Linked DNA regions of Mus musculus: all the other regions are linked to region 1. Evidence: chromatin loops called from intact Hi-C (ENCODE). Cell type or tissue: left cerebral cortex. All regions are shown on one strand.

The links. Hi-C counts contacts between places; a loop is a spot of excess contacts. Peaks named below come from ENCODE experiments on the same cell type or tissue, not always from the same donor. Only the 100,000 strongest peaks of a DNase experiment are listed, where the experiment ranks them.
Region 2: a loop joins it to region 1, with 2.2 times the contacts of the local background. A loop is called at or near these places in 2 of 42 quality-filtered maps.
Region 3: a loop joins it to region 1, with 2.3 times the contacts of the local background. A loop is called at or near these places in 14 of 42 quality-filtered maps.

Annotation. Positions count from the first base shown.
Region 1 is chr10:44,749,022-44,757,021 of GRCm38, forward strand. No RefSeq gene overlaps it. Among named protein-coding and RNA genes, the nearest start is that of 4930431F10Rik, 14 kb to the left of the region's middle. In left cerebral cortex, no CTCF peak of the experiment used is centred here; DNase peaks (open chromatin) are centred at 4,198, 6,497 and 7,551.
Region 2 is chr10:44,680,950-44,688,949 of GRCm38, forward strand. Gm35154 (a long non-coding RNA gene) reads left to right here. Exons shown (of 4, transcript XR_380292.3): 3 at 7,461-7,553; 4 at 7,674-8,000. Among named protein-coding and RNA genes, the nearest start is that of Gm22503, 47 kb to the right of the region's middle. In left cerebral cortex, no CTCF peak of the experiment used is centred here; DNase peaks (open chromatin) are centred at 4,513, 4,803 and 5,154; H3K27ac peaks cover 276 bases.
Region 3 is chr10:44,325,324-44,333,323 of GRCm38, forward strand. All of the region lies in intron 6 of Atg5 (autophagy related 5), which reads left to right. Among named protein-coding and RNA genes, the nearest start is that of Mir1929, 30 kb to the right of the region's middle. In left cerebral cortex, a CTCF peak has its summit at 3,213 (motif pointing right); DNase peaks (open chromatin) are centred at 507, 2,006 and 3,211.

The DNA.
Region 1 (8,000 bases):
GAGAAGTAGATTTTGGGCAGGATGCTCAGTTTTCTCCATTTTTCTGAAGGACATCTAGAATGTTCTTTGCTCAAGTAAAGCACCTGAATGATCGCTATTGTAAGCTGCCTTAGAGCGAGAGCTGCATTCTGTGACCTTCATCTTATTCCCCAGTCCTCAAAGCACTGTCTCTGATACAGGGGTAGCTCCTTGGTAAGCTGAAAATAATTTATCCCCTGCCCCTTGGTCACTCTAGAAAACAAGTCTGACTCATATTAGATTCTGAAGCTTCCTTATTGAAGATACTTCAATGTTTTGTTCTTGTCTTGTACGAGGTATTAAGCAGAGAATGTAAAACATGTCCTACAAGCCCTTTCCTTCTGGGCTGATGGCCAGCCAGTCATTCTGGTTGCACCACGTGATTTGTTGACGACTGTTGTCCCTTCTGGTTGGCCGGATCTGCACCTGTCTAAATTGCTGAATGTTCAGAACTTTACCATTCTTCTATGACCTGGTTCTTAGCTGCCTCTCCAACTCATCTCTGGCTCACCACCTCTGTAATCATACTGTGACTTTCTCTGTTCCTTTGCTTCTGTTATGCTTCATGAAATCTTGGACCATGCTCATTCTTATGTCTCTACCTGGGAGTCTTCCCAGTGTCTCCCCACTTGGAATTTCATTTTCTCTTTCTTCCTCTGCTAATTCTCTGTTGTAACCTCACATCCACCGGTGGCTTGCTTGACTTCAGACCTCCAGATGCATTTATATATCCCTCTCATATACTCACAGGCATGTCAGAGCTTCCTTTTAAGCTTTACTCACCACTTTGGTAAAATAATTATTTGTGTGATGGTTTATGACAGACTGCATGACGACAAGAAACTTACAGCACTACTGCTTGCTTCTCAGAAGAATCCTGATAAATATTTCGTAGAGCAAGGGCATAAGGAAAAGTATGGACCAAGGCAATGAGAATAATCAGAATTTTTCCTCTCCAACTATTCAGACTCTATAAAAAAAACTCTTGTTGAATAACATCTATGATTCAAATGTTTGCCTACTAATTTTCACTATCTTTAAAACAAGGTTCTGAGATTCCTTGGTGTTATTGCAGGTAGACAGATTTATTTGAGTCCAAATTGGTGCCCTCTCCTCTCCTTTATTCCTTACCCCCACCGCCCAGCATCATGCTTGACTCTTCGTTTGTTTGTTTGTTTGTTTGTTTGTTTGTTTGTTTTTGTCAGTCTCTTGACCACAGCTCTGGTCTCTGGAATCCTGGCCACACAATAGTTAAGCTTTTTTCATGTACACCAATTCCCTAAGATCTAACTTTGAAACAGCAATGAAAGTTAAAGCTGCTGCATTTCCTTTAGATTTTATAGCCTGATTTGCTTTAGATCCTAGGAGTTGATCATGTGCTAATTTGTCTGACTGTTTTGTTTGCCTAGATCAATTAAACTTTCCTGTATTTTTTTTTTGAAGTGAAAATATTTTCCCACATGAAAGAGTCATTTGGGGTGGTGTAACAAAACAGAGTTGGCCATGCACATCCTGAACGCTGTTGCCAAAATTTGGTTTTAATTAGCTTTATGACCCATCAAATAGCCATTTCCATGAATGAACCCTTTGCCATATATCCCTACCAGTTCATTCAACATTAATAGGAAAACCTCTGTATTAAAACTTACAACATACCTCTGCAGTCTCAACCAAAATGCCCCAAGCCAAACAGCACATAGTGTATTTGTTTTTCAGAAGGGAAAGCATATTTTTCTTTTACAGAATGTTGATGTGCAGTAGATGTTAAATACTGTATTCATTTTCTAAGGCTCTTCTTAAATTGAAATGATTTATTAAGGCAAATTATTCTGAGCAGATTTTTGTGTAGCTATATAGGCATAAAGGATGATGGTGAACCAGAAAAAAAAAAAAAAACCAAAACGATCTTTTTCAGAGTATGACAAAGAATTTAATATTTAAAAAAGTAAGAAGATAGAAGTATCAATGGTGTAATTTGGCTGAGGTTAAAGTTGACAGTAGATGGGCAGGGACCACAGACTGTTAAGGAGACTGCAGCACCTTCTCATGAGGATTCTAGGCTAGACCTTACTTCCATCCTCTGATCCCACTTTCCTAGAGAGCACGGCAGCCCCAGTCCAGGGGTTCCATTCTGTGGCTAATCATTAGACTCCTACTGTTTTCCATCTCCGTGTGTGAGGACAGGAAACCCAGAAAGCATGGCTAGGGAAGAGCAGTTAATTTTTAACTCAGGGTTCATCTTAATGGAGTCTGGAGACCTGGTGGACTCTTTAATTGTTACCAGAATTTTTCCATCCAGATGGGCTTCACATGACAAATATCTGCGAACCAGCACAATTTCAGTCACTGCTGAGGCGCAGCATGGAGAAGCTCTCTACGCATGTCTGAGTCCATTTGGAAAGGAAGGAGCCTTTTTACGGCCTCTGTCCACGGCGCCTCTTCAGGTGGGGTTTCTATCCTGCCTGAAAAATTCTACACTCAAGAAGTAGCAAAAGTCTCATTTCCGCTGGTGTAAAAGTTTGTCTCCATAATGAGCATGTCCCCGGGCCTTGGCGTCACATCTGACCGAGGAGGGTTAGGCATTTAGTGGACAAGAACAGTTGTCACAAGATCACAGCCCAGCCTCTCAAGCACAGGTTTTCCCAGGAGAACAGTCTTCTTACCTGCTTTGTCATCAGTAAAAGTTTGGCCTCCACAGTTTCCCATGTTCACAAAGAGGTGAGGCTGAGGAGAACTGAGGTGCTGACACATGTGGGGTTCAGGGTCTCTTGAGGTGAACCTTGGGGTTGTGGGAGGGTGCCCCTTCATGCCTTTTACATTTTGTAAGGGTTGCTTGGTATTACACCGCTATGTATTTCCCTTCAAAAAGTTCATCTACAAATCAGATATTTGTTCTCTATGCATTAAGCTCCTTCCTGGGGCAGTAACCAGAAAATGAAAGAAGATATTAGAAACCATTATTCAGGCAAATGGAGAGCATGGAAAAACTCTGGACACAGTAAGTGTGTGGGGACGGAGAGGACCACAGATGGAGTCTGGAGGTCCGGACTCCCATTCCCAAGACCTCCTCACACTGCCCCCTTGGTTTGAACTCCACAGGGATTATCTGGCCATTTCCATTTGCTACATAATGACTCTTGCTCTTGATAAAGTAACCAAGAAGGATGGAAAGAGGCTCCTGTGAGGGAACCTGAAGGGAGCAGGACCTCCCGTGGCATGTGTTTCGGGATCTGAAAAGAGGAAATTCATACACAAAGAACAATTGGGGAACAAATGAAAAAGTCTATTTCTCTGGATGACTTAAGAGCACGAATGAGATTACTTGTGTGTCTTGAGTCAAAGGTGAACAGTTAGCAGGAGGGATAGGAAATAGAATGCTTTAGCTTCCAGATTTTGATTTGAAGTAAAAAACCAGATACTTGGTGCTCAAGTACTGATTACATTGAAGCCACTTAATTTGGGGCAGGTTTTTTTTTTTTTTTAAATCCCTGGATTCTCTAATTCCCTACAGAGTTTTATTTTTAAAGCCTTTGTACAAGACAGAATGACCAGAGAAGAGCTAGGGTTTGTTTTTTTTTTTTTTTCCTTAAAGGGGTTTGAAGTTTGTTTGCTTAACAAAGTGTTTGCAGTCATAATTAGGTTGCATATTAAAGTTCAAAACCAACTCATGTTGGAAGTGACTGAAAATTGTTACCATCTGATGGCTTTGTGGGCAGAACTCTCACAAACGACACTGCACGCACCGAGGCATAAAGGCCGGTTTCTGGGTATGGCCCCAGGAGGCTTGCAGAGTCTGGGCAACGCTCAGACTGCAGATTTCCCAGGGTGGCATCATGGGTCTTAAATCTAACTGTCACAACATAATGGCTTTGTTCTGATGCAGCCATGCCTAGGGGATTTGGCTTGCTTTTTCATACTTTCATCTCGTGTCTTATCTATCGGTGGAAACACAGAGGTCACAACAGTTGTAATTTCTGAGGAAGTTCTTTAACACTCACAATGGAAAATCCTTCTCAATGCCAGGCTTCCTGAGAGAGAGCAAGGGAGAGAGAGAGAGAGAGAGAGAGAGAGAGAGAGAGGGAGGAAGAGAGAGAGAGAGAGAGAGAGGGAGGATGAGTCAGCTATGCCTCTGTTGCGTTGAAAGGCAAAACTGTGTTTAATTTTAACAGTGCCCTACTTCCATCTCAGCCAGCATATGAAGCTGATTTGGGAATAGAAAGAAGAGTTTTATATGGTACTTTTCAAACATCTTGCCCCCAGCAAGAACCCAAGTGTTTCTGAGAGAGAAATCTTGCTATCTGCCACACCTCCATCTTTTATTTCTTCATAGAAGGACTGGACAGTCCAAGTTGTCTCTTCTGATGGTGAGCATTCCACAAGAACAAAAGCCTACTAAGTGCATGCTGGGATGCAGGAGTTGGTACAGATGACCAGGGTGCTTGGAACTACCACACACGTGATACTGGAGGGATTCTTATGTTCAACTAAAGCTCTTGGACCCAGGTTTATATGCAGTAGGAGGAAGACTGCATTTCTTCCTTTCTTTAAGGAGCTTCCATATGAAATTCACAACTGAACTTGGACCAGGTTTAAGGATGAATTTTGATTGTGAACTCATTCATTTCCTGAGCATTAGTCTGTCCCTCTTAACTCTTCTAGGACATACATACATGCCAACACATCCATGCTGCTTAATAACATAAGAAGTAGAATCTGAGTAGGAAAACAGTCCAGGATAATGACGAAAGAAGCCACCGAGGATTTGGTTTTGTGATCCAAAGCAGGCAATAATTACAAGACAAAATAGAAAGAATTACAAAATATTAGACTGACTTTATAATGGGCAGTGTGTGTGTGTGTGTGTGTGTGTGTGTGTGGTGTGGGAATCACAGCACACTTTTGAAGGTCAGAGGATCACCTGAGAGTGTTGGTTCTCTCCTGCTACCATATGGGCCCCAGGGTTTAAACTCAGGTCATCGGACTTGGTGACTAGCACCTTTACCCACTGAACATCTCACTAGCATTAAAAAGATTTTAAAAACTTTTCTGAAAGTTACTTTTTGGATACCTATTTAAATGTACATCACAAGCAAATATTTTACTGACCACTTTATAAATGAGTGTTGTCCTGTTCCCTTCAGAGCCTATGATAACATTTGGAGAAAAGCATTAAGTAGACAATGTCCATTCCATCACTGTGCACAGAGCCCCCCTCCACAGTGAAGATAGCAGATGTATCATTTTAGCCAGAAAACCGAACTAATCTGGACCAATGCTGTTACAGTACAGGCTCGTTTATAGAGTGACCCTATTACCCATGAGCATTTGCAAGCCATCAGGATCTACTAGGATATAGTAGCATAGCCAAGGAGAACACTCAGCCCAGTATCTACAGTGAGGCAATATCCTTACTCCACTGAAGGTTTGAATGACAAGTGGAACTGTCTATATGCTAAAGCAAAATTTATGACCCTGTTTAACATGTTTGAGACTTAAATTTTTATTTCTTTCTGATCTGTGGCTCCATGACCCTTATTTATAAAATGTGTATTCTACATAATCAAAATATTTTTAAAAAGAAACAATTCTCAGAAGTTTAAAGATGGATGATTGAGATGATCTGTAAAAGGCTGGTCCCGACATAAAGCATGTACGGCCCTTACATGTATACCAGAACCCATGCCAAATTTGCTTATTTAAACCTGAGATAGAAACAAACTCTGTTGTTACAAACAGGCACTCTAGGTTATCACTTTTGTGTCTAAAGAGTCTGAGGGTAAGGACACACATACCAGTCCCTGGTGTAGCATGTTGTTTATCCAGAAAGACTGGCTGACTGGCAGGGAGGGAGTCGCATGCCAGATGAGTCCAGGGATGTACAAAGACTCAACTCTCGAATTCAATCAAGAAGGAATCATTCAATAACTCCGTGTTAAACTCCAGCCATGGGTACAGAGCAATGGGGAGTGTGTGAAATTAATCCAAATGGAAAAAAGAAATCTATTGCAGACTGTCAATGAACTGAGCAAGTCATCAAACAAGCAGAAAGAGGAGGCGTTACCTTCTCATAACTCACAGAGCCAAGTGAATGTTTACACTGTCACATGTAGTAGAGTTTGTTCCTCTCCCCTCCTTAAGCAATGTTTTGTGATGATTCTTTATCAGTTTTGGTCTCTTTTGTACTTGGGATTGTCCTTACGAAATGGCACCTACTGTAGTTATATCAGCACTCTATGGCTTAGGGTATATTCTGATTGACCAATGCCTGTACTACAGTAATTCAGAAGCCTATTAAATATCACCACAGCCTTCTAATATTAACAATAAGTCACACTTTCAGCATTAAAAAAGACTGACTGTGTTAGAATCCAAAAGGAATCTCCTATCCATTCACAGCTCCCACTTTGTACTACTCAGTCCTGACACATCTCGCTTGTGTGCCGTGACTCATTACTCTGTCAGTCTCTCAAAGGAACAACAGACTTGGCAGTGGGCCCATCTGTTTCTCTCCTAGGATTGTCTTTTGGTGAGAGAGCTGTTGCCAGGGTTATCATAGCGTGTTACATCATCCGAGGTGTTAATAGTCTCAGAGACCTGCAGTACAAACATGGATGTGACCTTGCCACTGTTTTTCTACCGTATCATTTCTGCCGCTTGGCTACACTCAACTCTAGCCACACAGAGAAGGAGACAGGGTGAGGGACAGGGACAGAATAAGCCAGGCAATAGACCATCTGCAGGGTCAACAGCCCAGCTGAGGTCCCCTCCTTCACAGGGCCTATATTGAATGCTCTGGGTAGGTTCTTAAACTTCTTCCAATAAAAGAGGCTGGACACTCTCCATCCCAGCAGAGTTCTAGCTATGAATTCATTTCTGTCCATTGGATTTACTCACCAGGAGTTTTGGAAGACAGAAATCATATTGGTGTCAACAGCAAAAAGGTTTCAGGCGATTATTTCAAACAAGCAAAAGGAGAAACATGGAGTCTTCCCCCTGTGATATTTCTGAGTTCACTTGCAGCTTTCCTAAAGGAAAAGAGCCTTGAGCTATAGGTCCTGTGGCAGCCTCCAAGGACAAGCACCTCTGCTGGAACTTTCTGTGCCACTCTAGCTGTTATTCCTGGAATCCAGCTTCCTCTGCTGTTCATAAACATTTGCAAGCACCTGTATTGACTGATGTAGGGGTTTGGTGGTGGTGGGTGGTTGAGTTGGTTGTTTTTAGGGTTGTTTGGGTTTTTTGTTTGTTTGTCTGTTTTTTGGTTTGGGGGTGTTTTTTGTTTTTGTTTGTTTGTTTGAGACTCCTGATGAGGTCACACTTCCCAAAAGGATCTCCAACTTTGGTATTCCCCTAGCAGGGAATAGTCTTCTGAGTGATTGCTTGCATGCCAGGCCAGCCTCTGCTGCTGCTGCTGGGATACTCACACCCACATGCATAGACCTTCCAGGAAAGAATTTGATAGTAATTCCATACACCAAGAAATACAGGAATAAAAATGGGGTGGGGCAGGGAGTGAGAGAGGAAGAGGAGAACAAAGAGAACCAAGGAGGACCAACAGGACCAAGAGAGCTTAAAGGGCAAGCTGTGAGAGGAAGAGGTGAGGGAGGAGGAGGTGGGGGAGGAAGAGGAGGTGGAGAAGGAGGAGAAGCAGCAGACTAGCAGGTTTATATAGGAATCAGAAGCTCGGGTGAAACCTCTGGGCTGGAGAGGTTTGGGAGTTGCATAGGTAGGGGAGAGAAAAGCAGAGAGGAGCCACAGCTACTGAGTAAGCCTGGGCCAGAGTAGGCTTTGGAATGCTAACAAGCTCTTCAGTTAGCCCTTTGCCTGGTTGTCCCAGATTTCTTTGGGACCTGACAATACACACTAACTTTTCCTTAGGATGTTCATTGTGGAGAGTCTGCGCTGGCGGAGTGGGATTGGGGAAGAGAGTGAGGTAAGATGTCAGGATCCTCTCCTGGAAAGACCTACGTGTTCTTACAGGCAGT
Region 2 (8,000 bases), 68 kb before region 1:
GTTGACAGTCATTGTTCCCACTGTCAGGGCATGACCTTAGACCCACGAGTAACTGGAAGAATTGTCTGCTCTTGAATGGAAGCCTTCCTGTCCGTAAAAGTTGTCACACATCTAATCACAGGTGATATATGGCAACACATTCCTTCTAAATGCACCTTTCATTTTAATTGAGTGTTTGCACCCTTGGCTGGAAAAGAATGCCACCTGTACCCCCTCTCTCAGGCTACTCTCTGTGCTTAAAAGAAAACCTTAAAAATAGATTCTTCAAGTCTTTAACTAAACTGAAGGAGCCTGACACCTTCCCTGTGTATAGGTGATTTATTTTTTTGGTCATGGTATTCAAGGTCCCTATATGTAACAACATTTTTTATTTTAAGTGGTTGCATCTTGAACATTTAATTACTTTTTTAAAAAGTCAAATACAGAAACTTCATTAAAATATTATATGTCCCAAGTTTTAATCAGATATATTTCTGTATAATGACACTGAAGTGGTGGACTCACTTTTAGCACATGTTCTATATGTTACCAGCAGAGTTCACCCTGCACATTACAAAGTGTAGAGCTGTGTGCAGACCTCAGACATTGTTCTGGGGTCAGACATGGGATGATGAGACTTGTGTACTTTTATTTACAATGGTGAATTGGAGCCACGATTATACCTGTGCCCACCAACCTTCTAGAGTCAAAGATAACTTGTATATGTTTATTGCTGCCCTTAAAAAAAAAAAAAAAACATGACAAAAAAACTAATGTGAAAATAAAACCGGGCATCTCTGAGGCTAACCTGATGCCTGCAGCAATTGAAATACTTAAAATTCACTGCAACTGTTTCTTTTTTCCAAGAAATAAACTCTTACTTAATGTGGACAACTGAGGGTCTGACTGAATGACCACGGTCCTCATCCATCTCCTTCTATCCCAGGATCAGCATTGATCTGATGGGATAGTTTCCTCTTTGGAAGGCATCTTCTCTGTAATGTCAGATTACCTCCCACGTGAGACGTTCACCATCTTTCCCATGCTGTTCAGCATCTTTACCGTTTCTGACAGCAGAAGAATCCCGTGTCTCTCTGATTTCACTCAAAAGTGCCTTGTTCCTCCATCATTAGGAGGACCCCTTTTATGATTCTAGCCTGTCATTACTGATCAGTCATTTTCATGGTACCTCTTCTTTTAGCACAGAGTCCCTGGAACACCGGGGTCAGGGCTTTTCATCTTGGATTTTTCACTCCCACCTCTACATCAGTAGAGAGGATAGCACTATATAATTAGTGCTTAGTTGTAACTTATATTTGTAAAATGTCTTACATTTTACAAGGTGTCCTCCCCACCCCATTCTTCTTGTGCTCAATTATCTGGGTGGAATTGAAATAAACTTAAGTAACTGAATTGGGAAATTCTATTAGGGGGTAGAAGGCAGGGTAGACAGTAAGGAAAAAAACGGGACTAAGGTATCCAAAACAAGTGTTATTAAAGCACACAGATAGTTGATTATTCTCAGCTCTCGATGGAGCAAATAGGTTTCCTCAGGTGGCTTCTCACTCCAAGACAATTTGCTCTCAGCTCCATTTAAAGTTACTTTTAGATTATGGGCTCTCGGTGGCTGCTCTACAACTCAAGAGTTATAAGTGAAGACAAGTTTTTTTTTTTCTTTCTTGTGCATCCATGTGTGATAAGAACGATGCTTTCAGTACTACCAGATGATCATATTTCCATATATAGGCACAAAGAAAATGATTTTTGTCATCTCATTTGAGAGTGCTGCATACCTGTGTTTTCTGAGACACTTTTCACAATAACCAAGATATAGAATCAGCTTAGGTTTCCATCAACAGATGACTGGATAAAGAAAATACGGTTTATATACTATATATAACGGAACATTATTTAGCTATAAATACAAAGGAAACTGTCATTTGCAGCAAAACTGCTTACACTGGAATGCATACATGAAATAAGCTGGCCATAGAAAGGCAGATGACAGCACATTCTCCCTTGAATGTAGAAATGTAGAGAAAGGACATCTAAATGTAGAATATAGATAAGACTCTGGAAAGATGGTAGTAGAAGAGATGAGAAGGGTAAGGATGGTTAGAGATGATCCAGGCGTGCTGTCTGCATGTGTATGACAATATCACACTGAATCCTATTGATGTGTTACATTTTGGAGAAAAAAAAAAAGAAAAGAAAAGAAAAACATACCATGAGGAAGAACTCATGTCATGATCAAACCCAAAGGTTTGCTGTGGTTCTATTTCCTCTGAGAATGGGTTTTAGCTAAATCTACACAAAAGAAGAGACATAGGCCATGGTAAAGTAGGCAAGGCAGCAGAACAGAAATAGGAGTCCTATGTCCCAAAAGCCCCTGGAGTCCAAAGGAGTTCGAAAGGCTTTGGCAAAAAAAAAAAAAAAAAAAAAAAAAGAACAGGAAGAGGAAGAAGAGGGAGAGGAGGAGGGGGAGGGAGAAATATTGACAATGACAGAGAATGAAAAGAGCTTTTATTTTTATGATTTACTTATTTTTGTTTTGTATGTGCATTGGTGTTTTGCCTGCATGCATCTCTGTGTGTTGGATCACCTGGAACTGGAGTTGCAGAGAGTTGTGAGCTGCCATTTAGGCGCTGGTAACTGAACCCTGATCCTCTGTAAGAGCAATCAGTGTTCTTAACTGCTGAGCCATCTCTCTAGTTCTGAAAAGAATGTTAACAAAAACAGTCAACGAACGGAAAACTGTGATTCAGTTCTTTATGATTTACTAATTATTTTTAAAAGATATTTGAAAATCTACTCTAGATTCTATCTTGAGCCCCTGACCTCAAGGATACATTCATATCATTGTAAATATACTTTGTATTGTTGCTGTGGATAGGAAAGGTCTTCCAGATCTCATACACTGAAGGCCTGTTGATGTGCAATCCAGAAATGAGATCATGAGGACCCTGCTGTTGTCAACAATTTAATACTCCCTAGTCAACAATTTGATGAACTACTAAAAAGTGTTTAAGAGTTAGGAGTGGGGGACTTAGTTTAAGGGAGTATTCTTGAGATTTCAGTATTGGCTACTGTATCTTCACAATAATTCCTCTCTGCTCTCTGGATAGAATGATGGGAGCCCCTTGCTTGACCATAACCTCTGTACCATGATCTTTTGCCTTGCCAAAGACTCACTATAGGACAAAGTGACCATGGACTGAAAATTCTGAAGCTGTAAATCAAAATAAGTCTTTAGTCTTTTCAGTTGATATGCTCAAGTATTTTGTTACTAGTGATTGAAAGTGGACAAATACAAATATTAAAAGTGGAAAAGGACAATTAAATAAATCCTTCCCTAATCTTCTCTAGGCTTCTCCAGTTGAAGTGAACTTTATTGTTTGTCTGGCTTAGCACACACAGATGGAAGAATGCAGGACATAGCTCCCAGGAGAAAATACTCAACTTTGATATGGTGATCCTTGTCCAAAACAAACTCACTGAGGTAGACGTCTCATCCTCTCTTACCCAATGCCATTCTTTTATACAGGACTTACCTTATTATACATTTCAGTCATTTAGCATCAGAAGGCTTTGACTGTGTCTATTTAATGCATGTAGGATGCATATGAATAGAAGTGCTTACCTGCAGACTTTCCTGTGGATACAAGCTGTACATGTATCTTGAGTTCCCAAAAATGCACCCAACACTTCATAAACAAATAATATTTATAGAGCAAATAAATCAGTGGTCATAGCATAGTTATCTCATCTAGCAGGGGCACCCAAATGTAGTAATCATAAATTCCATGGAAGATTTTATATCTACCACAAATATAAAATGCTGGCTTTAGTACTGTCTGTGGCCACCAAAGTGAGTTGTGACTGGGCTCACCACAGAACGCACTCCTGATATAACTAATGGGACAGTACTCAAGCCTACAACAGAGTGTGCGGTCTTCTCAGTCGCTAGATCTAGGACACTGCCAGACTGCTGACTAGTTACATACAGTATCAAACTAGTCCAAGAGGCTGTGGAGAGATAATTGTGTGAGACAACGGGAGGACATGGGAGACATGATGCACAAGTCATCCTTTCTTGGATTACTCTTGAGTTATTGTGCTCTCCCTGTCTCTCCTTCCTCTCTCTTTCTCTTTCCCTCAATTTGTTTGACTCACTTCACCCATCCTTGTAGGCATAACAGAGAGAGACTTTTGGCATTTTCTCTTCTCTTTCATTGACTACATGGGCCTCGGAGGTCCCAAAGGAAAATAAACGAGGAACAGCTTGAGAAAGATGCTGAAGGACCTCTGGCAGTGTTTGCAGACTCTCCCATCAGGGTTCGTGAATCTTGAAAATCAGAAGACAAGGGAATCTTGCTCGTGTGCCTGCTCCCTCTCTCTTCTGACCCCTCTCTCTCTTCAGGGTCAGATTCTCCAACCCCACCCTTCCTTTCTGTGGCCCTAGAGGGAGGACATGAGTCAGCACTTAGGCTTGCAAATGTGATCTGCTTTTGAGTCCTCAGAAGGTACTCATTTCAGATCTAGGACGTACAACTACAGAGAAAGTCTCCCTCCCACCTCCTTCTGTTCTGTGGTCAGACACTGACTCCCACTTTGTTAAAGAGCTTTAGATGGATCTTAGCTTGAACATTAGAACAACAGTTTTATGCTCTTCTCTCTCTCTCTTTCTCTCTCTCTCTCTCTCTCTCTCTCTCTCTCTCTCTCCCCTCCCCCCCACCCCCGTGTGTTTGTTGAGGAGAGGTCATTAGAAGAATAGAAATAACTCCCACCCAAGTGCAATGGACAGATGGATCTTTCAGAGAACTCCACCAATTTAAACACATGGTGCTTGGCAATGTTGAGTTTGGGAGAGGAGAGAGGGAAGAAGACAACAGAGAGGAGAGCCAGACTTTTGTCCTTTATTCTTCTGAGAGAGGAAGCACATTGACATTCTCCCTTGATTTCTCATTAAAACTTTAAGGCATACCTTTCAATGGATTCTTCTGGGAATGGAACCAAGTTCACCAATTTTGTTGTTTAGCCAATATCCTTTCAGTCCTGTATTCAAATTTTTACTTTGCATGGAAAATTAAACCAGTAGGGTGTTTGCTGCTAACTCACTGTCACACTTTTTTGTCTTGTCTTTTTAGGAAAAGAACAAACAGGATCAAGTGGGGCTGGTTCAGACCTCCCCATGGGTCAGGCAGTGAGGAAGAGGGGAACGGTTTCGCTTCTCTGAGTTAAGAGTAGGGGAAAGTCACACCCCCAGCAGCCCTTGCAGGCAGCAAGCTGATAAAAGGTCCTCTGGAAGCTGTGGTTCTCCAGCCTAGGGAGGATTGAGAATGAGTGCGCTCCTTCCCTTTTCTCTGTTAGGTTCCTGCTGTGCTTGGTTTCCATCTTGCTTGACATGGCCTCTCTTTCCCCTTATCAAAGCAGGCTCAGGTTGGTAACAGATAGTGAGAACCGAGTGCTGTAAAATCCAGAGGCTAGATTCTTGTTTCCAAGTGTCTTGTGGCTAGAACTGACAGGAAGCACTCCTGTCAAGCTCTTGTAAAAATGTCAAATATGACTTTTTTCTATAAAATATTGTTAAACTTGTGTTAAGGACAAGGAATTCAAATATTCTTATCCACCCCCCCCCCACCACACACATAGATCTTGTAAGACTTTTATGCAAATGTTTTAATTTCCCTCAACCCACTAAAACCTTTGTTTATTCAAAGGTCCGATCCTCCAGTCTAGGAATTTAATGGCCTGGAGCAGTGACCCTTTTCTCCTTGGAGCAGTGACACTTTGCCGCCTTTTTTCATTTCCTGTGCACCAATTCTTTTCAGGCTAGCCAATTGAATTAGGTCTGTGAGGTCAGACCACAGCCAATGGGAGAAAAAACACAGACATCATCATAGTAAGTAAAAAATCTGAATGCACTTCCTGTCTGTGTGGTTGGGTCCCAAGCACTTCCTCTTGACCAAGAGTAAAGCATGACTTGTGCAGACCCTTTAGTGGGGATGGCTGTCTCTTTGTAACCTCAAACTTACTTCTCACATCCTTACTTAACAAAATGATCTTGTTTGTAACAGACTTCTAAGTAAAGAGAAGATCAGATCTCCTTCTGGTTTAGATAGCATACCTGTGGAGACTGGGGGAAAAATGATGGACACTTCCTCCTGGTGAGGAATTGGGGATGCGTGAACCTTTGTAATCACCAAGAAAACTAAGAGCATCTATTACATGAGCAGAGCCCCCAGGCAAGGCCACACAACTGCTTAGCAACTGGACAGGAGCAGAGTTTTAGCCTTGCTCTCACTTCCTGCCAGGCTTCTCCTTCCTAATGGGGTGAAGCTAGCCAGGTTGTGATTAATTAATGTGAAGCAGTGATTTGTTCCAATGCGTATGAATATTTTGTTAGAGAGGGAAAATGGCTCTGTGTGTGTGTACGCGCGCATGCGCATGTTTGCATGTGTTTGCGTGCTATACAGTGAGAGGGGAGAAGTATCTAAAATGTTAGAAACAGGATCTAAGTGCTTCGAAATTTCTACATTGTGCAGAACAGCACCTATTATCCTTAAACTTTAGACAACCTACCACTCAGTATCGCATTGGCCTGAGGATGAGTTCAGTTTAATAAACTCTAGAGACACTGCTCTTATGTCTCCAAAAGGCTTGTGTCTGGACAAAGAATGAGGAGAAGTTGGTCGCTACTTTTTGAATCTCACAGCCTTTTCAGATGAACTTAAGCATCTCTGCCTTGGAGGATTGAAGAGGGTCATGACTTGCTGAGAGATCTAGACTGTCTGTGTATTTTTAGAAGTTGAGGAGGTGGCATAACACCACTTAGAGTCCTCTTGGGTTGACTTTAGAATGGGTTTTTAAGGAGTGTCTACACTGAAGGTAGAGCCAAATGAAGGGCTAGGTAATGAGTGGCTTGTATCTTATCCATTTACCTTTGCTTCCTGAAGCTTTTGGGAGACTTTCTGAGGAATTATACATAGATAATTCACATGATAGCTAAAGACTGAAGACCTTTCAGGGGCATTCCAAGAAACCCAAGTCCAAAAAGTCTTGAAAATATTGGAGACATATTTAGTACTGACTGTAGATATGTATGTGTTGATGTCAATCTTTTATTTCATTTATGTTTGTTTATATCTATACCTTATTTTACATGCACAAAATATATTTTATGTATACAATTTTATGTATATTTGAATGAATCATTGAAGGAATGCCTGTTATCCCTCCAAAAGCATATATACTTGCAAGATCATTAAAGTCAATTAAAATTTTTCCTACGGAATCTATCATTTTGATGTTGAAAGAGGTTATACTCATGAAATCACTGTGGCTAGAGACAAGCAAATGTGGCTGACTTTCTCCCTCCCCTCCATTTTTTCCTCTGTTCCTTTCTTCTCACCCCTTATTTCCCTCTTCCTCTATCCTTTCTTCTTTCTTCCTGCCTATCTTTTCCTTATTTATTTTTGAAGGCATATAGAAGCAGAGTTGAGTGAATCTAGCATGTCAACTTGTCTCTATGAACTGAAGAGTCAGGAAAAATCCCCCTTCAATGTCAATGCAAAGTAAGTTAAGACACTAAAAATGAAAATTTTCATAATCATAACTTTTTAAATGGCTAGCTCTCAATATTAGTAATGTTTGCTTAAGACCAAGACTGATCATGCTGTTGTTTCCCACGCCAGAGTATCTGAAGACTTTAAAATACCGGGCACACCAAAGCCATTGGAAGAGGAAGAGGCAAACAACAAAAACCCCACCACCTGACAGTTCTGGTGATGACGTGGACCAGCCAGGGCTCAAGTATCTACTAATGGAAGGCTAAGCAGGTGCAGCACCCTGGAGGACTGTTTGGTACTTTCTGCTGAACCTAAACAAATGAATACCCCATCACCCAACAGTTTCTCTCCTACCTCAAACCCAAGGGAAATGAACACATGTGTGTTCCTGATGCATGCAAGAGTGCTCCAAGCAGCACTATCTGTAATGGTTCCCAACTAGAGACTGCTCAA
Region 3 (8,000 bases), 420 kb before region 1:
ACCACAGACATGAGTGCAGTTCTGTTCCGTGTCTGTTTCTTCTAGATTACCATTGATGTGTTGGGGCCTTTATACCAGTTCAGTTTCTTATTTCTAGATTTTCCTATTCAATTTTTTTGACTAACTTGTTTGCTATTGCTGTTGTCTTCTAGTAGCTATGAAGTTTTAAAACTTTTTTTCACTGAGTAAGCTTGATGTCTGACCAGATAAATCCTAGGACAGACAAATGACAGTTTTCTGAGAAAGAACTCAGCCCCATTCTGGCCCTTCCTCTAGTGACAATGCTGCCATGATCCCAGGCCGAGGACGCACATGGCCCACTGGGAAGCTTTGGCCTGAGGTGGAATCTCAGAAAGCTAAAGTGGGATGACGTCTCTGGAAACAGATGTTCCCTGAGCTGTTGCAAGAGCAAGTTAATTTTAAGAAACACTGGTTAGTGTTTTAGTTTTCTTCTCTTGTGTGAAGAACCCTGACAGAAGCGTCGTTTGGGAAGGAGGAAGGCTTCTGACTCGCAGTCTAGGGTTCAGTGCTTCATGGTGGGAAAGTGAAGGCAGCTGATTGCATCACATCCACAGTCAGGAATAGAGCCGTGAGCTCCTGCTGCTGCTCCTACCTCAGTTAGAGCAATGAACCCAAACCCCACAGGCATGCCCAGAGGCCAGTCTCCATGGTGACGGCCCATTCTAACCACAGCAGTGTTCTCCTTGCTTGGTGGAGAGGTCATGTGATAGGCCGACACTCCATTACTGAAGAAGGCATCTCTACTACCTCTAAGGCTTGATGAATGGATTTTGTAGAAATTTGGAGAAAACGATAAAGATGAAGTGTTTCCTAGAGTTTTTTTTGTTCTTGTTTGACTGGAGTGAGGAGTTATTTTAAGACAGTGTCTGACTGTAACCCTGACCAGCCCATAAGTTGCTGTGTGTTGGCATTGAGCTCTGTCTCTGGAATTGAAGGTGTACATGCCTGGCTGCTATCTCTGTTAATGATTTCTAAAGTGCAAAACGTTCCACTGAGTACTCGACCTTAAGGATAAGAGTCGGGCTGGAGAGGTGGCTCAGCAGTTAAGAGCACTGGCTGCTCTTCCAGAGGTCCTGAGTTCAATTCCCAGCAACCACATGGTGGCTCACAACCATCTGTAATGGGATCTGATGCTGTCTTCTGGTGTGTCTGAAGACAGTGACAGTGTACCCACATACATGAAGTAAATAACTAAATCTTTAAAAAAAAAAAAAAAAGGAAAAGGAAAAGAATAAGAGTCTGTCATGTTAGATGCCCAGGGATTGCCTTCTCTACCAACCTGCAGCTTATAGCTAATGCCCCTACCCTGGACAGTCTGAAAGAATAACCCTGTAGCATGGAGCATGGCCGTGGTTAAAATAGAGAGGCTTCAAGCCATGCAGGACTGGGATCTCAGGCTTGGAAAGCAAGTTTCAGGACAGAGCAGGCCAGCTGTTCCCAAGCTGTGGTTCACAATCCTATGGGGGGGGGGGGGGTCACATATCAGATAGCCTGCATATCAGATATTTATATTACTATTCATAACAGTAGCAAAATTACAGTTATGAACTAGCAATGAAATGATTAAATAGTTAGGGGTCACCACAACATGAGGAACTATACTAAAGGGTTGCAGCATTAGGAAGGTTGGGAAACACTTGGGCACTTATGTCTCATTTCTGGATCTTCTTCATCTAAAAAACTCTGATTGTAGTATTTTGTTACTGTGGAGATGAAATGCGCCTGCTTCACTGTAATGTCTCAGAATGCTTGGTGTGGAAAAGAGGTACAGATGCTATCTAATCAGCTGTGCACTGGGCAAGTTGAGTTACCTTAGATCATACTATTGTTGCAAATTAATGTTTGTCAGGCTTTCTGTATTTCTGGCGAGTGGAATACGTGTGATGAGTTGTTCATGACACGAGGCTGTGTGTGCGCTGCTGTATTTGTAGTGTCTACCACAAGCAGCGTAAGCCTGTGCTTCCGTTTCCTCTTTCTTTCCCTGCAAGTCCGCAGACTCGGGACTCTGGAGTAAGTTTTGTTCACTTTCTTTGACTCACTCATTCTAATGTCCCAGAACAACCTGCCTTAAGTCTCAGCTTTCCATTTGCATCTTACCCCTTCCTCCTCACAGAACTTGTCATGGTTCCTGTAGAACTAACTGCCTGCTGTGTTTCTTTCCCTCCAAACGATAGCTTTTTATTTTGTTTTTGAGACTGGTTTGCTCTGTAGCCAGGGTTGCCTTTGATCTCTCCTGCCTCAGCCTTGTTCAGTACTGGGACCAAGTCCGTGTCCCACCACACACAGCTGGCATATGGATGTTTGTTTTGGTGATAATTTTGATATTATATATTAGCTATCTAGCATCTAAATCACATGGTATTGTTTAAAACTGGACTGTTTGGGGGGCTGGAGTTAAGAGCACTGACTGCTCTTCTGATGGCTCTGAGTTCAAATCCCAGCAACCACATGGTGGCTCACAACCATCCTTAATGAGACTCCCTCTTCTGATGTGTCTGAAGACAGCTACAGTGTACTTGCATATAATAATAAATAAATCTTTGGGCCAGAGTGAGCAGGGCCGGAGAGAGCAGAGGTCCTGAGTTCAATTCCCAGCAACCACATGAAGGCTCACAACCATCTGTACAGCTCAGGCATAAAATAAATAAATAAATCTTTAAAATAAAAATACTGGACTGTTCTATTTTCTTACCTGGTTAACTTCTCTCACAGGGCCTTTAACCTCACCTTACCATCTCTTCTGGCTAATCTTTCCCAATCTTTCACCTGTGCTGTATATAGGTTAATTCTTTGCTCTTATCTTAGGTATTTCTCCTTTGCCATGACAGAAACTAGGAGTCTGACATCTTAACACTGATTTTGACCTAAAAAATGACTTGCTCAGTGTCCAGCTGGTTACCTGCTGCACGACTGAACCTGGGCCTTCGTATCTTCAGCTTTCCCTTGTCCTTGTAATGCAGGCAGTGGTTTTTATTATCTCCCCCAGTTCATTCTGTTGAAGTGTGTGTCGATTTTCTGGATTTAGTCGATTGCTGAGGAAAAGAACTGACTTCCTTTGCATCTTGATAGCTGTTATAGACAGTGTCTTACTGCTAGGAGGGATTGAATAATGATTTTAGTGTCGTTTTAAAACATATCTGAATCTTATATTCTCTGTTCCTTGTAAAATAAGTGGGTAAATTGAGGCCTGCAGGGGGCAGTCCAACACAGCAGGTTTTTAATGTATTTAGTAATCTCAGATGGTTTAGAGTTAAATTCCTTCCTGTGGGGAAAAGTTTGTAAGGGAAGCAAATTATACATGAATAACAGTAATTGCTAACATTTATTTTGTATTTTTTAAGGCCAGGTACTGTCTTAACTATTCTACATGTGTTTATTCCCTTATGTGTTCATATTTTCTATACAGATGAGATCATTAAGAGATACTCTAGGCCCTGATACTCATGGCTTCATCCACCTGGTGATTAGGAAGCCAGGGATTTGAGCAGAGACAGTGGAGCCTCTCGGCAGAGCCTGTTCTCTTTCATGGGCTGTTGGTTCATTTCTTTGGTTTTCTTAGCCTGTCGTTGCTTCTTATTTGAAATTCAGTTTGTACACGTGTATACTATCCCTCCCATTCTGTGGCTCCCAGCCCTCAATCCCCTTTCTTCTAATAGAGAAAAGTCACAAACAGTGTGAAGAAACTGAAGCAGAGCTAAAACTTTGGAACCCTCTCTTCGTTACAGAAAATTTCTATCTACCAAGTAGGCAATTTTTATTGATCCCATTAAGTTCAATTTTAGAAATAGAATGAGTGCCATTGCTTGTATCTATGTATAAGACGATCTGCAGTAACCTTGAAGCCTCAGTCATTAATATGTCATCTTAAAAGGAATTGTAAAGGAAACTCTTTCAACAGTTTCACTAAGAATTTCTTGGTTGTAAGAAACAGTATTGGGAGATGAGGTGATCCAGCAAGGAAAAGCACTTGCCATCTAAGCCTGTTAGCCAGAGGTTAATCCCTGTGACCACCACGTACATGTCACAGCACACATGCACACACACATCCATGCTGTCAGTTACTGGTATGTCTTTCTCTTTTATCATGATAGTTTCACCTCTCCTTTCTGAGAATTTGATTAAAATAGTAAGAACAAGGTCATTTTAAAAAATTGATTGGTGGTACTTATGTTAAATGTAACACACTTTAAAATGTTCACACTGTTGAAAATAGAAGTGTGTGTAGTATTTACCACCACAAAATAGAAAGCTGTCACCTATCAGACCTTACACCTTACAAGGTTGTGTTGGTTCCTGATGTTTGAGGTGACTGGTTCAGTGACTAACTTTAGTTCTCCCAGCATTCCCGGACATATAGCCTCCAGTTGCCTGAGTTGCCCACTACTCTTAGTATGACCTTGACAGTAACAATCCTATCTTAAATGCCAGCAAGATTTTGCTGAAAGGACCCCATATAGCTGTCTCATATGAGGCTATGCCAGTGCCTGGCAAATACAGAAGCGGATGCTCACAGTCAGCTATTGGATGGAAAACAGGGCCCCCAATGGAGAAGCTAGAGAAAGCACCCAAGGAGCTGAAGGGGTCTGCAACCTATAGGAGGATCAACGACATGAACTAACCAGTACCCCCAGAGCTCGTGTCTCTAGCTGCATATGTAGCAGAGGATGGCCTAGTCAGCCATCACTGGGAAGAGGCCCCTTGGTCTTGCAAACTTTATATGCCCCAGTACAGGGGAATGCCAGGGCCAAGAAGTGGGAGTGGGTGGGTAGGGAGGGCAGCAGGGCAGGGGGAGGGTATAGGGAACTTTCAGGACAGCATTTGAAATGTAAATAAAGAAAATATCTAATAAAACAAGGGAAAAAAAGAATTGGGATTAAAAAAAAAAAACTGGTTTAAAAAAAAAAAACCAAGGCAAACACATTGTAGTCCTGTCCTAAGCAGAAACTGTAGCACTCAATGCAACTTTGTAGACAGGAGCTAAAGATGCCAGCACTAACTGTTCATTCTATTTTCCCTAAATAATTAAAAATATACTTATGGTTAAAGTATTTAAGATTTTATATTTTCTTCTCTCATTTAATGGGATATGATTGGTATTCTTAATGTATATAATATATAAGAGCAGTCTTAATATCTCACACTGTTTAGAAGGAGTTTTATACAGTAATTTATCCAACCATATCACCTTTATGTTTCAATATCACTAGATGGCCTTCCTAACGTGTCATAAAATTTTATATTCTTAAAAAAAAAATCCTATCTTAAGTCACTTAACCTTAACATTCACAACTATCCCAGCTGGTCAGCTGGTTTCTTCGTCACGTGGGACTTCCAGTGTTCTGAAACTGTACGCAGTGCTAGCATTGGGATGCTGCTCCTCAGATGATCCTTCAGCCTGCTGACAGCTCTGTGCTGTCAGAAATCTGCTTAATCACTTATTAGTTTCAGTAGGGAAAACTGCCTTCTAATTTTCCCCCTGCTCTTCTCATAAGTAATTTTCATATAGCACGCAGAGCACACACCTGTCTGCTGAAAGCAGATTGCCAGGCTTTGGTTCTTAGCAGTGGTTCCTTCTTTTGGGGAAATATGAGAGTTGCTTTTGGTAGAATTACTCAGACTTTAAAAATACCTATCTGCTAATACTTTCAAGTAGGTTGTATGTAGGGTGCTCACTTAGGAATACTAGAAGAGAAATCAACTTAAAGAGAACAAAGCAGGCTGGAAGTGTAGATCAGTGTGGTAGAGCATGTGCTTAGCACACCCAAGGACCAAGTTACTTCCCCAGTACCACTCATACACACACACTTGCAGACATGCAAAGTAAGCCAAAGCAACTTGTATTCTTTCTGATTGAGCCTATTTATAGATAGATAGATAGATAGATAGATAGATAGATAGATAGATAGATAGATAGATAGATTGATTTATATATAGATATATACATATATGTGTGTCTTATAAAAATATATGACAGTGTTGTTGAGTCACATCCATTTAGAAATATTTGTATTTATTCTTGAACAGTTACACACACACACACTCATATATATGTATGTGTGTGTGTGTGTGTGTGTATATATAAATAAATAATGTACCTTGACTATATCCACCCAAGCTCTCCTCCTGTCCCACTCTGCTCACACACCCCCAGTATGTGTCCCTCCTACCCTGGTGTCCTCCAGTTTGGAGTCCAGTTTTTGCTGCCTGCATCACACACCTGAAGAAAAGTGACCCCTTGTCCTAGTGCCCATCAGTGGTTAGTAGCTCCTCAGCTGGGGTGGAGCTGCACAGCCCTTCCCCATCCATGCTGGCATCACTGGTTAGGTTGACCTTGAGAATTGTGACTGCACTGAAGTCAGAGTGCACAGCTGCGTCATGACCAGCAGACAGTGTTTCCTCATCCTCTCTGCTGCTTAGCATTTTCCTGTCACTCTTCCAGGACGTTTCCTGGGGTTTCTGGAAGTAGATTTATAGGTGTCTCAGCTATGTACTGACTGCTCCCTACTGTAGAAAGCAGCTTCTCTGACAGGCTGAAAGCAGCACTGATCCATAGGTATTCTCATAAATATTTAGAAGGCAGTTTGACCATGTGTTTGTTTAGCACAAACTGCGGTTGTGTTTCCCTCCTGTCCTGCTTAGGGTTTCTCCTGCAGTGGAAAAACAACAGGGCCATACCTACCTTCATCTTACAGTTCCACGTCCAGTCCGTCATGGAAGGAGTGCAGGGATGCATCTACCTACAGCAGTCACTAATCAAAGACATGCTACACAGCTTCCCCACAGGCCAGTGTGGCGGGGTCATTTTCTCAGCTGAGGTTCTCTCTTCACAACTTCTGTATCCCTAGGGACTGTGACCTCCCTGCCTATGGATTTTTATCTAGGTTGTAAACCAGCCATGGATCTCTCCTATGCACCAGGCCTCAGATGCAGTCAGAAAGCAAGTGGTTATTCCTGTAGTAGTCAGACCACTGGTTAATATTTGTAGGGGTTGTGCTTATTGGTTTTCAAGGATTTTAGGTTTGTTTTGTGGCCCATGCAGATTGTTTCAGTACATATGCATGTGGCCAGAGCAACATGTGTGCATAGATTATGTTGATCATGAATCAACTCTGACAGCCATACATGAAGCCATTACCTAGGCAGATGCTTCTTGGCGGTTTTAATGAATTAACATTTTAATCCTTCATAAGTAAATTTAGTCTGATATGAATATTCTATTGTATTATCTGAGTTGTATGCCTTGGAAGCTGAAATGTTTATAATGATGTAGAGAATAATATATTTTTTTAATTTTTTATTAGATATTTTCTTTATTTTCCTGGTTTCCCCTCTGAAAACCTCCTATCCCCTCTCTCCTCCCCTTGCTCACCAACCCACCCTCTCCCACTTCCTGGCCCTGCCTTTCCCCTTTACTGGGGCATAGAACCAAGGGCCTCTCCTCCCATTGATGACCGACTAGGCCATCCTCTGCTACATATGCAGCTAGAGATAGGAGCCCCACCCACCATGTGATTTCTTTGATTGGTGGTTTAGTCCCAGGGAGCTCCGTGGGTACTGGTTAGTTCATATCGCTGTTCCTCCTATGGGGCTGCAAACCCCTTCAGCTCCTTGGGTACTTTCTCTAGCTCCTTCATTGGGGACCCTGTGTTCAGTCCAATGGATGGCTGTGAACATCCACTTCTGTATTTGTCAGGCACTAGCAGAGCCTCTCAGGAGACAGCTATATCAGGCTCCTGTCAGCAAACTCTTGATGGCATCCACAATAGTGTCTGGGATTCCACTTCACACCAGTCAGAATGGTTAAGATCAAAAACTCAGATAACAGCAGATGCTAGTGAGAATGTGGAGAAAGAGGAACACTCCTCCATTGCTAGTAGGATTGTAAGCTGGTACAACCACTCTGGAAATCAGTTTGGTGGTTCCTCAGAAAATTGGACATAGTACTACCTGAGGACCCAGCAATACTACTCCTGGGCAAA